Regions from separate parts of the Homo sapiens genome. Here all the other regions are linked to region 1. Evidence: chromatin contacts called from ENCODE Hi-C data. All regions are on one chromosome and are shown on one strand. The core of a region is the stretch at or near the end of the contact, and the rest is flanking DNA. Distances in the headings are between cores, read along the strand shown.

What was found. Hi-C counts contacts between places; a loop is a spot of excess contacts on that map. Pooled maps may share reads with other maps.
Region 2: a pooled map shows a loop between it and region 1 (2.4-fold over the local background). The contact joins the enhancer-like site here to the promoter of COX18 in region 1. A Hi-C loop is called at or near these places in 2 of 50 pooled maps.
Region 3: a loop to region 1 is called in a pooled map, with 2.6 times the contacts of the local background. The contact joins the enhancer-like site here to the promoter of COX18 in region 1. A Hi-C loop is called at or near these places in 3 of 50 pooled maps.

What each region holds. Positions count from the first base shown.
Region 1 is chr4:73,067,877-73,071,710 of GRCh38, reverse strand. It overlaps COX18 (cytochrome c oxidase assembly factor COX18), which reads left to right and starts at 1,995. Exons shown (of 6, transcript NM_001297732.2): 1 at 1,995-2,394; 2 at 3,582-3,682. The coding sequence starts at 2,062. LOC112268467 (a long non-coding RNA gene) reads right to left here and starts at 1,765. Exons shown (of 2, transcript XR_002959797.2): 1 at 1,682-1,765. RefSeq lists enhancers at 1,644-2,160, 1,707-2,226, 2,161-2,676.
Region 2 is chr4:74,622,450-74,626,283 of GRCh38, reverse strand. No RefSeq gene overlaps it. Among named protein-coding and RNA genes, the nearest start is that of BTC, 170 kb to the left of the region's middle. RefSeq lists a silencer at 2,875-3,169. Within about 2 kb of position 1,768, at least 6 of the 41 ENCODE cell types and tissues checked have a DNase peak (open chromatin) inside an H3K27ac peak, as active enhancers do.
Region 3 is chr4:74,107,934-74,111,767 of GRCh38, reverse strand. No RefSeq gene overlaps it. Among named protein-coding and RNA genes, the nearest start is that of CXCL2, 11 kb to the right of the region's middle. RefSeq lists a silencer at 382-676 and an enhancer at 1,962-2,256. Within about 2 kb of position 2,072, at least 21 of the 41 ENCODE cell types and tissues checked have a DNase peak (open chromatin) inside an H3K27ac peak, as active enhancers do.

The DNA of each region.
Region 1 (3,834 bases), core at 746-3,245:
GAAACAAAAGATACAAAATAATCACAATGTTGTATAAACAGTACCTATACATTAGTAGTAACACTTTTCTTTTGCATTGGGCTTTAAAATTGACAACTACTTCCCCCAACATCCTCTACCAAGTAGATAGCAAGTTCTAGTCATCCCTGTTATATAGATTAAGAAATGTGTTTATACACATATATGAAATTAGCAGAAACTAAATATTCATAAATTTTATTTAGATCAATATTCAAACTTAAGGAAATACTTTTTAAAATAAGAATGTAATATATGAACACAATGTATAGCAAAAAATGTGTTCCAACACTGAAATCTCATTTGTGACCCCGATAGAACTCCACAAAATTAAATCTTAGGAATTGAAGAACAGCTTACAGCTTTTTTTTTTTCTTTTCTTGCTTTTTTTTTTTTTTTTTAAAGAGATGGGAATCTTGTTGCTACCCAGGCTGGAGTGCACTGGCTCGATCATTGCTCGCTGCAGCCTTGGACTCCGGGGGGCTCAAGCAATTCTCCCGCCTTAGCCTCCTGGTAGCTGAGACCACAGATGCAAGCCACCACATCTGGATGATTTTTGTATTTGTTGTAGAGATGAGGTCTTGCCATGTTGCCAAGGCTGATCTCTAACTTCTGCCCTTAAGGTATCCTCCCATCTTGGCCTCCCAAAGTGCTGGGATTACAGGCGTGATCCACTGTGTCTAGCAAAAATAACTTTAAAATTCTGTTCAGATTATGAACAGCTGAACAGTAGTCAGTAGCAACTGATGGCTTTTTTGTTAGCTTAATAAATGGATAAAGAAATAGATTGGTAGGTTTTTCTTTTAGAAAAAGTTTATATATAGTGTGTGTTGTGCTGTGTGTTTAAACACATTTAAAAATTCATGTATAGATTTATCAGTCAGTTTGGAAAGCAGATGAATTCCAGAATCCTGAGAAAGTTATCGTAGGGTACCCTTGGTTAGGTGCACAGTGAAGGGCAAACAATAGCTGGCGTTTGACATTACCCAACATTGTTGGAGGCTTCTTTTCCTAAGTAAGTAAATAAATAAATAAATAAAAATCAAGGTTTACTCCTCACAACATATTTTAGTCTGTAGTCTAGGGGTGACCCTTCGGTGAGGAAACTCCTCCACAACATTCCATTTTGTTGTTTCCAGGAACACAAAAGTTAAAACTATATAGTCCATGTAGATTCAACGTATTCCTTTAAACCAGAAGACAGCCAGTGCTGCTGTTCAGGCTCTTTAAAGCTTATATAGGATACAAGTAAACTCAAGGAATTCACCGTACTGCCAGTGATAGTTTCCCTTAAATAAAGAGATGATACTTTTACTATAAGATTTTTGCTGCTATTTATCATGGAAGACAAAACACCGAAGAAATTCAGTTTGCAGTTGGTGGTCCAAATACTAACTGGAACAGATGGGCCAATTAAATCTACAAGAGACTGAACTATCCCTCGTGCTTAACACTCAGAGTCAGCAAGAAACATGCGTCTCTCTACAAGCAGGTACTTTAGCAACGTGTGACTCTTGAGTATGATAATCTATCGTAATCGCTAACGGAAGCAATCAGGTGCACGTAAAGAGGTTGGGGATCAGCTTCTGGTCACAAAAAACCGAGCAAGGATAATTCCACTACAAATGACTATTAGCTTTAGTGAAAAAGAATGGTAAGTTACACGGTGTAGATGAACTTTACAAGGCGAGAGCTCCCTAAAGAACACCCAGCCTGGCGGAGGGCAGCAGGCTCCACCCATGTCTCTGCAGTTTTGGTCCGGCCTCGGACTAACTACACCCTAGCAGCGGGAAACTTTCGCGTGTGCGCAGTAGGCCTGTCCAGTGCCGCGTGGGAAAGGCGGGACTTTCCTATCTCTTGCGTCACATCCACTGCGACGCAAGACGTCACCGGCTTGACTGGGAAGGTCAATCGCGGCTGCAGGCAGGCGCGCATGCGCTTTATGCCCGCTGTTGCTGGCGCGTGCGCGTATCAGCCTTGGCTGGCCGGTGTATGTCCGCTGGATTGTGAGGCCCGGGATCTGGGCTCCGCCGTGGTGCAGAAATGCTGTGCCGGCTCGGCGGTCGGTGGCTGCGGCCGCTCCCTGCCCTGCAGCTTTGGGCTAGGGACCTGCCGCTTGCGCCGGTTCCTACGAGCGGCGCCAAGCGCCCCACTCTCCCAGTGTGGGCAGTGGCACCAGTCTCTGCAGTACATGCGAACGGCTGGTACGAGGCCCTGGCCGCGTCTTCGCCGGTGCGGGTTGCGGAGGAAGTACTGCTCGGCGTGCACGCCGCCACGGGCCTGCCCTGGTGGGGCAGCATTCTGCTCTCCACCGTGGCCTTACGGGGTGCTGTCACGCTGCCTTTGGCAGCCTACCAGCACTACATCCTGGCCAAGGTGAGGGGCGCCGAGCCGTGCGCGTACCCTGCGCTGCAACCCCTGCGGCGGAGGAAGGCCGACATTCACTCAGGGTTTTCGATCGCACGATGTTGCCTTCTGCAGTGCTTAGTGTTTAATCATCGTGACCATTTCATTGTGACCATTTTAGCGTTAAAAAAAATTGAACTAGCATTAGGTGTGTTAAATAAGATACTTTGTGACACGTGTACCTGTCATTTCTTTTGTCTTACTGGATTTGTGCTCCAAGCACAAGTGGTTACTATACTTGCTCTCGGGGAACGGAGACAAAGAAATCAGTCGCAGAAGAAATTGTGTTGGCGAAACCTACAAAATTTATGTCTTAAAAGTTTTAATAGCCAGTATGTCTGCAGTGTCTTTCGTCCCAAAGTATTCCAGCTGGTCTTTCTTATTAGGAAGAAACTACTAGACTAACAGTTTGCGAACTTGTTTCCTCTCCAGACCCGACTAAGACTGTGTCTGGTTGGTCGCAGTTACTTGACCTTTTAATGCTGAATCCTTTTTTCTGAGGAATCAGGCTAGCAGTACCTTCCTTGCCTACTTCACAGCGTTATCAGAGCAAGTCAGATAATACGGGTTAAAGTGCTTGATTATTCAAATGGGATATTTCAAAAATAGTGGCTTTCTTGTTTTCAGGTTGTGAGCATGGGGAAAAAAAACCGGAAACAAAACAGGAACGGAATCAGCAGCAACATTAAGGCAGTGAGCCATTTTACAGGAAGAATGAGCACAGGGCAGGAATAAATGCTATTTTTACTTTTGATTTGTGGCTATCACAGTGTATTAAAGGTTCTTAACAAACTGCTGTTTTCTCCGCTTACGTTACTAGGAAATGTAGAGATGGAACAGTAAAGCCCAGGGTGCAGTTCTTATCTAATATTTGTAACCCTGTGAAGTAGGTGCTGTTATATATTTTATATGTGAGGGAACATGATTTTAGAGGTTAAGTTACTTGCACAGGATCACATGGATAAGTATGCATTGTGAATTTGGTTGTGACTGAGGACATTTTAAGCAAATTAACATCTTGTGCTTAGAATTAAGATTTCTTGATATGATCAGTAAACTACATTTTTAAATGACTCGAGGGAATAATGTGAAAGATTATGAGTCATTATGAATAAAGATCCTTTATGTGCTCATAACAAAACCTATTTTTTAGCTAGGTGGAAAATTTGCAGCCAGAAATAAAAACTATTGCCAGGCATCTTAACCAAGAAGTTGCAGTTCGTGCAAATCAGTTGGGGTGGTCCAAAAGAGATGCCAGGTAAGCTAATTATATCCACGTAAGACCATACGCACACATACACACACACACACACACACACACACACACACACATACATAAATTGTGATGTTAATTATAAGTTTGAGTATTCTGTAGTTTTGGCAGTAAAGTATTTCTTTTTTTATATATAT
Region 2 (3,834 bases), core at 519-3,018, 1.6 Mb before region 1:
GTGGCATGTCCTTGAATGAAAGAGTTTTGGTAGCAGTTTCAATTTCCAGTACTGATCCTTGACTGATACAATGATTTCCTCCCTCTGATAGTCATGTTCTTTTTTTGTTGTTGCTATGTTAATGTATCCTGTCAAGTTACAATCAGCTTTTGACAACCTGGGAACCATTTGTTTCTTTAGGATATTTATGTACTTTTCTGCCTTATGACGTCTTGATTCTACATTTGCTCTTGGAGAACAATATTGTTTCCAAGCTTAAGGAAGCATTTAATTTTTGCCTCCTTTACAGTCTATAGAAAAAAGTAAAATGTGTACTGAGAAGATGTTTCAACACATGTTAACAGGTGTAGAAATCACAAGTAAGTGATGGGGAACATCACCACAAATGTGAAAGTACATTACACAATAATGCTATTACAAGTCATTTTATAATTGTTAGAATGTATGCTCCTCCATACTCTACAAGTTAAATTGCATTGGACCAGATCTTCTGCCTGTGAAACAGTCACTTTATTTTCTCTTTGGAGAACAACCTCAACAAGTCATCAGGACTGTGTAGAGAAGCTTAGCCATTTTATGCAAGTCACAGCTAATACAGGGTGAGGCCATGAAGAATGATGCTTGTTTTTTCACATGGCCAAAGAATCTATAATTTGGAAAGCTTAATATTTCACATAGTCTTCTTTCATCTTCCAAACTCAAGGTAATATCAGAAATGATATTTCCTCGCAAAAATCATAAGATGTGACTGCCTCCTCCTTTCCTCAAAGCCGTCAGACTGATCTGAGGTAAAACTGTTTTGGACTTAACCCAGCATTTGGTATATCATCTAATGTTCAACAGGAAGTAATCCACTGACCAACTAACCATCGGCTTCTTCTCAGGAACCAATAATTATTTCTATATTTTAAAAATAGCTAAGATACATTTATGCCTATGACACAACAATCCTGTTCCTTCTTACCACCAATTGCAGCTCCTCGTCTTTATCTGCTCATTATATTCAACTGTGTCTAAATTAGCAAACCTAGGCTACAATCCTTTCGTTCAACAGAACAGGTAACTTTAGCTCACACTGACAAATGCAGGCTTTGCTTGCTTAGAAATACTTTTTTCTAAGGTAGTTTCTAAGAAAAGAAGAGAAGAGGAAATACTGGAAGCTCAAAATTAGGTCTGGCCCACCAGGCATTCACCTATTTTAAAATATTATACTATAATTTTGTTGTGGTTAGGAAAGAACCAAGGGCCTTTGTATAGGAGAGAGAAGTGTGGATTCAATGAGGTCATCTTGACAGGATGTGTCCCCAGTTCCCTTTAGTGACTCATTGTAAATTAATTTTCCATCAGTATATTTAAACTGTACTTTGACTTCATTTTGTTCTCACTTTGTGCAGTATGTTAGGATGTTTATTGCTACATAAACTTTGTGGTTATTGTGGTTCTCAAGTTATCTCTTTAAAATCCCACGAGTCCTGGAACTCACTAAGCAAGACTGTCACCATTCTTTAAGAAGCAGAAGATGATAGTTGAAAAATAAAAACAAGAATGTAGGTTAAAAAAGCAGAGGAGAGAGTAAAATGAGAAAATAAAAGAAAACATTTCTTTTTTCCTTTGTCATTCTATTCTCTGTCTTTGAGTGCTTATCTTCTACTGTCTTCAGTTTATACAATTAGGTTGTCTTCTGTTTTTTCTGCGTTATTGTCTATTTCGTTTTGAAGCCAGGGGTCATTGATGAGTAATGCATCATTGGCACCTTGTGCCGTCAGGTAGAACAGAAAATAGGAGCCGTGTTTCTCCATTCATCTTTGGGCTTTTACACTGCATAGGATGCTGGCCTCAGAAATAACAACCACTGGTGCCTCACCATTATTAAAACAGTATATATTTGTATAAGCTTATTGTTTTCCAGAAGCTTTCATTGTAAGTTCCACCCTTGGTAGTGTCTCTCCACTTGCCTTTGTTCTGTTCTTTACACTGGAGGAATTCACTCTTTTCACATCACAAGTTTTCCAGTATTTGAAAAACTTATCAAGTCTTCCATAGGCCCTTTACCCTCAAGCTAAGACTCTCATTTGGCATGCATTTAAACTCTTCATTACACAGGTCATTTTTTTCTAGTTGGTCAAAATCCTTAAAATGTAGCACAGAGAACTGCAAAGACTCCTCTTGACTCTTACCTCCCTTGATCCAGAAAAGGTACTTAAAAAAATCATAAGTTAATATTCCGTGTCTTTTCACACTTTTAACATATATTGAACCTGAGGCCAACTAAAATTTCCATATCTTTTTTATAAGCCAGGTTGCTACCATATTTTGCATATTTTTGTTTTCACCTTACATGAAGGACTTTATTTTTTTTTAACTTTCAACTTGTTTGTTTTAACCCCCAACTCCTGGTTGTTAAAAACAATTTTGAATCTTGAGTTTGTCAGTTTATTGAGCTACACCCTTAATTTTGATAACAACATTTTCCAATGACCTTGAAGATGAGAACATTGCAGCTATAGAATGTGGTCCTTTGTAGCTGTTCAATACAATTAAATTGAACATTAACAGGTTGGAGCTCTCTGTGAAGCCATGATAGAGAATTATCCATGAAAGAGCATCTTATTACTACAACTACTATTATTATCTCTTCAGCTTCATGTTTCACCACTCCTACCCTCCTTTCCCTTCAGTTTTCTGGGTTCCAGCCACCATGGCTTCCCTCACTTCTTCAAACATGCCAGGCTCCCTCCTGTCCAGTCCCCTACGCAGTCTTCTCCCCTTCATCTCCCTATTTCCTCTGTTTGCCTAGAGAACTTAGACCCTGCCTTCAGCCTCAGCACTCTCTGATCCCCAAGATTAGGACCGTTCCATCTTGCCTCTACTTTTGTGATTATTTTATTAATATTTGCCTCCCCTGATAGTGGAAGTAGTAGTTTATTTTGCTTACTACTGTACCTTTTGTGCCTGACGCAGTGTTTGACACAGAACAATGCACCATTACTATTTTAAATGCTTTGGCTCATAAACTTCTGTCATGTCATGTCACATCATGCCAGTAGGTGACACCAAAATGCATATTATCTGTGACGAAGCCCCTGAACTACAGCTGTGTTTTCATCTCAGCATAGTCTGAAGCCCAAGAGCAGTTCAGAAAGTCTGTTTCTCAGTTTTTTAGGAGTGGAAAAAGTTTGGGAATTCAATATATGCTTATATTTATATTCAAATAAATATTACCTAGCTGTGAGTAATCTTCCAAGTGCATTATTAATAATTTAAAAATTTGATATTCACAAATTAAAATATTACCCTTCTAAAATTTGAGGGTCCTAATTTAATATTCTGCTAAGAAATCCCACTGTCAAGCAATGCTTAGCAAGAACTTTTAACGCACACTTAGATTGTTGGGATTGCCCGAATTTTCAGAGAAGATTCTCTAACCTTGTTATAATTTTAGGATTGTTTTAAGCTAGCTATGGTTTTCAGTTGCTCCTATTTTTGCATTATTTAATTTATGTATAGAATTATTCCTAGGTTACACTTTTCCTGATGGCTTTGTTCCTGCGTAATTGCTGAAATGCTGCTATTATAATTATTCCTCCCTAATTGTTCCCATCACAAAGCTTTCTTCAATGCTAGAATCAGTGAAGTAGACCATATTTTCTTTTGTTTTCCTTTCGGCTCAGTGAATCCTGATCAGAGAAAGTTTGAGAAATGCTGCTTTTGAGCAGTGTTTAGAGAGAAGTGCAAATGTCTGTGTAGGGAGCTGGGGGTTGGGGGTTCTGTAGGAGAGAAGTTTTGGGAACCTAGGTAGAAATTGAAAGTAGGAAAGACCTTGAATTTCTAAAG
Region 3 (3,834 bases), core at 823-3,322, 1.0 Mb before region 1:
TCCCTGTCTGCCTAAGAATTTGTCTATCTCCTGTTGCTATCAATATAGCCAATGTGACCAGCTATTTCCAGGTCAAATTATGTCACTACATAGTGTGGCATGTGAAGATCCTAACTATACCCAGATAGATTATTATAAGTATCACCTTCCCCATTCTTATGTTCTAGTCTCCAATAGAACATATCAACTGCCAATTCATCAGAAATACTACCAACAACAACAACAAAAAACCCCTTCAATCAGGAAACGTTAAATTTATTAGAATTACTCAACAGGAGGAACAATGCTCTGACAGCATTTTAGTGTCTCAGAAGGAGGATGTTCAGAGAATTGGACTCAAAATGTTTAAAACTGATCTGACAAGGTAGGGAATGGACTGGAATTGGGCACAGTTGTTGACATAATAGAGTTAGTGGACAAAACAGGTGAGGGTCTTGCTAGAAAAAGCGAACTTGTCTGAGGAGTGATCTGCTGGCTCAGATGTGCAAACTGATGTCCTGAATAAACTGACTTAGAAGAATTTCCTCAAGCAAATGGCAAAGTTCTCCATGAGCTTAGTTTTATTTTCTATGTAAGAATTTCCTGGAACAAAGAGTTAAGTCATACTAATACAAATAATGTTAGTTCTCAAAAGAATGCTCTAAAAAGTAGAGAACTTCTTGGTAGTCTCAACTCCTGGAACAGTACCTAGTATAAAATAAGTGCACATAGAAATATATCTGGTAGTCAAAAAATATTTGTTGAGTTGAATGAAGATTATCTTGGTCCTAATTATAATGTTAATTAAGATAGACATTGTTGCAGATTTGAAAATGCCCAGAAGAGGAAGCCAGGGATCTGAATTCTAGTACTGATTCTACCACTAACTGCTAATCTGTCTGAAACTCTGTTTACTCACCAGACTAATGAGCAAATTAGACTACATTATTTCTAAGATCCCTTGAATTCCAAAATACACTACCACTTCCCACATTCACTTAGGAATATTTAAACCTCCTGCAGATACACATTTAACTGCTAGTGCACACAGGCTTCAGTTGTTGCTTAGAAAAGATAATGCATTCTGAGATTAGGGCTGATGGGAAGAGATACCAAATTTTCACTTGGTATCTATTAATAGCAATTTGGGGATCAATAGAATGCCTCATGAGTCCCAGAACATGTAGGCATGGGATGCCCAGATTTATGATCCAGAAGAAAAAAATCCTTCATCTTCTAGTATTTCATTCCTAGAGCCTTTGCTTGTTTCAAAATAATAATAATAATAATAATAATAAATAAAAGTGGTATTGCTATCAGTCTAGTGAGAACAACTCCCAAGAATTTTCTGTGCGTGAGAGTTGCCTAGATGATGAAACCCAGGACAAATCAATGAGTGAAAGAGAAAACCAGCTAAAGGGGAAAAAATATTCAAGAGATCCCAGCAGAGGATAATGAGGGCAGAGGACAGAGGCTATAGTAAGGGGAGGAAAAAGAGGATAAAGTTGATACAGATTATGTTTATGCAGAGCTATAAGCCGCGGTGTGTTGGTAAAACAGCTTTCAAATTTAAAAAAAAATCAGATTTGTAGCATTTGCTGATTTCCATAAACACTCCCACTGTGGTCAAATTTATGCTTCCAACAATGAATAACTGGCTATCAAAATTCCTGACCATTTAATAACCTGCTCTTGTAAGCCTGTATGAGCTGGCCAGAGCAATGAGGTAAGTGAGGCTGACTGAGTAGTTCTCACCGACCAAGGGTGAGCTCCTATAGGACCCTCGGGATGGTGACTCTTCAATTACTGAATACTTTTTCTGGGGTTTTCGTTTCTTTTCTTTTACTGAAATTCTCACTATGCTTTGCTTTAGGGAATTGGTATTCATATCCTGTAAGTCAAGGAGAGTTTTTTTGAGTGGGAGCTTGAATAAATTGAAGTGGGTCAACTCTCAAGTGCCAGACACCCCTGTTATGAGGTTTAGATGACAATTACTATTTCTTCAGTGATCCTTGGCCACTCTGAGATGGGAGTGGTCAGGGAGAGAAAGGAATGGAATGTCAGTGAAACCGCTTCCTGTTCTCAGCCTGCCCTGGGGCCTCACTCAATCCCAGCCTTGCATATCAGACCTTGGCCATCCTGTGAAATGAACATTCCTCAGCCCTAGCTTCCAGGAATATTGGATACTAGACTCGAAAATAAACTGATACCATTCACAGGCCAAACCAGAAGAAAACCAGGAAACATATGGCAAAAGAAGTTTTCTTCAAGAAATTATTTTCCATGTCATATTTGCGTAAATTTGTCATGGGCCTGTCACTTCCATGAAGGGGGAAACCAGCATGACTCTAGCATGCTGGCATCCTGGTGCCCTTTGCAGCTAAGGTCAGACTGTTTCTCCTCTTGCTTCTTTTCTGCATTTCTTAGTGGACTCATGACCAGCACATTTGAAGCTATAGATGATTATATTCAACACTGTATGTGCTATGAGTGAGCACCCTGAATTGCACAACAATATTTCATTTGGCTAATATTTCAGTTTGTTGAGTCATAAACCTGACAAGTAGCTACAGCCTACAAAATAGCATTTTCTGACTCAGTGCATGTGAGAGAGAAGTGGGAGCTAAAGGTTCTGCACAGCAGACACTGTTGGCACAACCATCTGACTTCACAGCCTTGTTCTATAATCTAGATTCTTCTCTACTTGACTCAATGGCATTGCTTTATAAATTCAGTGTAAATCTCAGACCTTCAAGAACATATCCCAAAATACATGATGAACAGCATCTGGTGTTCAGCCTTCTTTTCCTCTAACTATGAAAGTTTCCCACCAGGAAATGACAATAGCTGTCAACCTATTAACTCATGAGCAATTTGATGCCTTTTGTGTGAAGAATACAAGTTGAGAAATGAATTTCCTGTTGCTGAAATTCTAATACTTAGAAACTCTTCAATGAACAAACACAAGTATATTCTTTGTATTAGTAGCAGGGATAAAAAGGAGTTTCTTTAAACCAAACAATTTAAGTGTTTTGACAAATGTCAGCATAGTGGGATAGGATCTTAGACCATCAAACAGTGGGTTTTCCTTGTGTTGTAGTTTTTCAAGTGTCTATTGAAGAATCAAGAAATGCTGATTCTTCATTTTTCTTAATCATCTTCCATTGTCTATGTTATCATAAAATGACTAATTAAAATGGTAATTTTAACTAAAATTAATGGCTTTCTCACCTGATGTCTTAACTATTGAAGCGTATTATCTATACTCTCTTTCCCAAGAACATCCTATTCAATTCATTAAGCTCTGTTGGGTTCCAAGCACTTATAAAATGAACTCTGTGTGTAGATAAAAACAGAAATAATTCTTGTTTCAAAAACATAAAAATTCCTCTGAGGGGGTGTCAAAATTAGTACAAATTAAAATATGTTATAATAACCTAGATTTTTTCCAAAATTCATCTTTTCAGTCATCTGTTCTAGGATAATTTTTCATAATTTTCCTCCATATGCACTCTTCAATGCTTCATGAGGCCATATCTAACAATTGTGGGGTCTTGAGAGAGAGTTCAGAGAAGCCCATGATTCTCTGTCTAAATATTTACGGTTTTCTTAACTAGCTAACAAAATGTTAAATAAAATGAGTCTGAGGATCTTCCTGTCTTCACAGATATACAGTCATGCACTACATAATGACATTTTGGACAACTACAGTTGGAATACACAATGGTGAGGACATAGGATTACAGTACTATTAATATATATATTTACTGTATCCTTTGTGTGTTTAGATACACAAATACTGTTGTGTTACAATTGCCTAAGTATTCAGTACAGCAACATGATGTACAGCCTTGT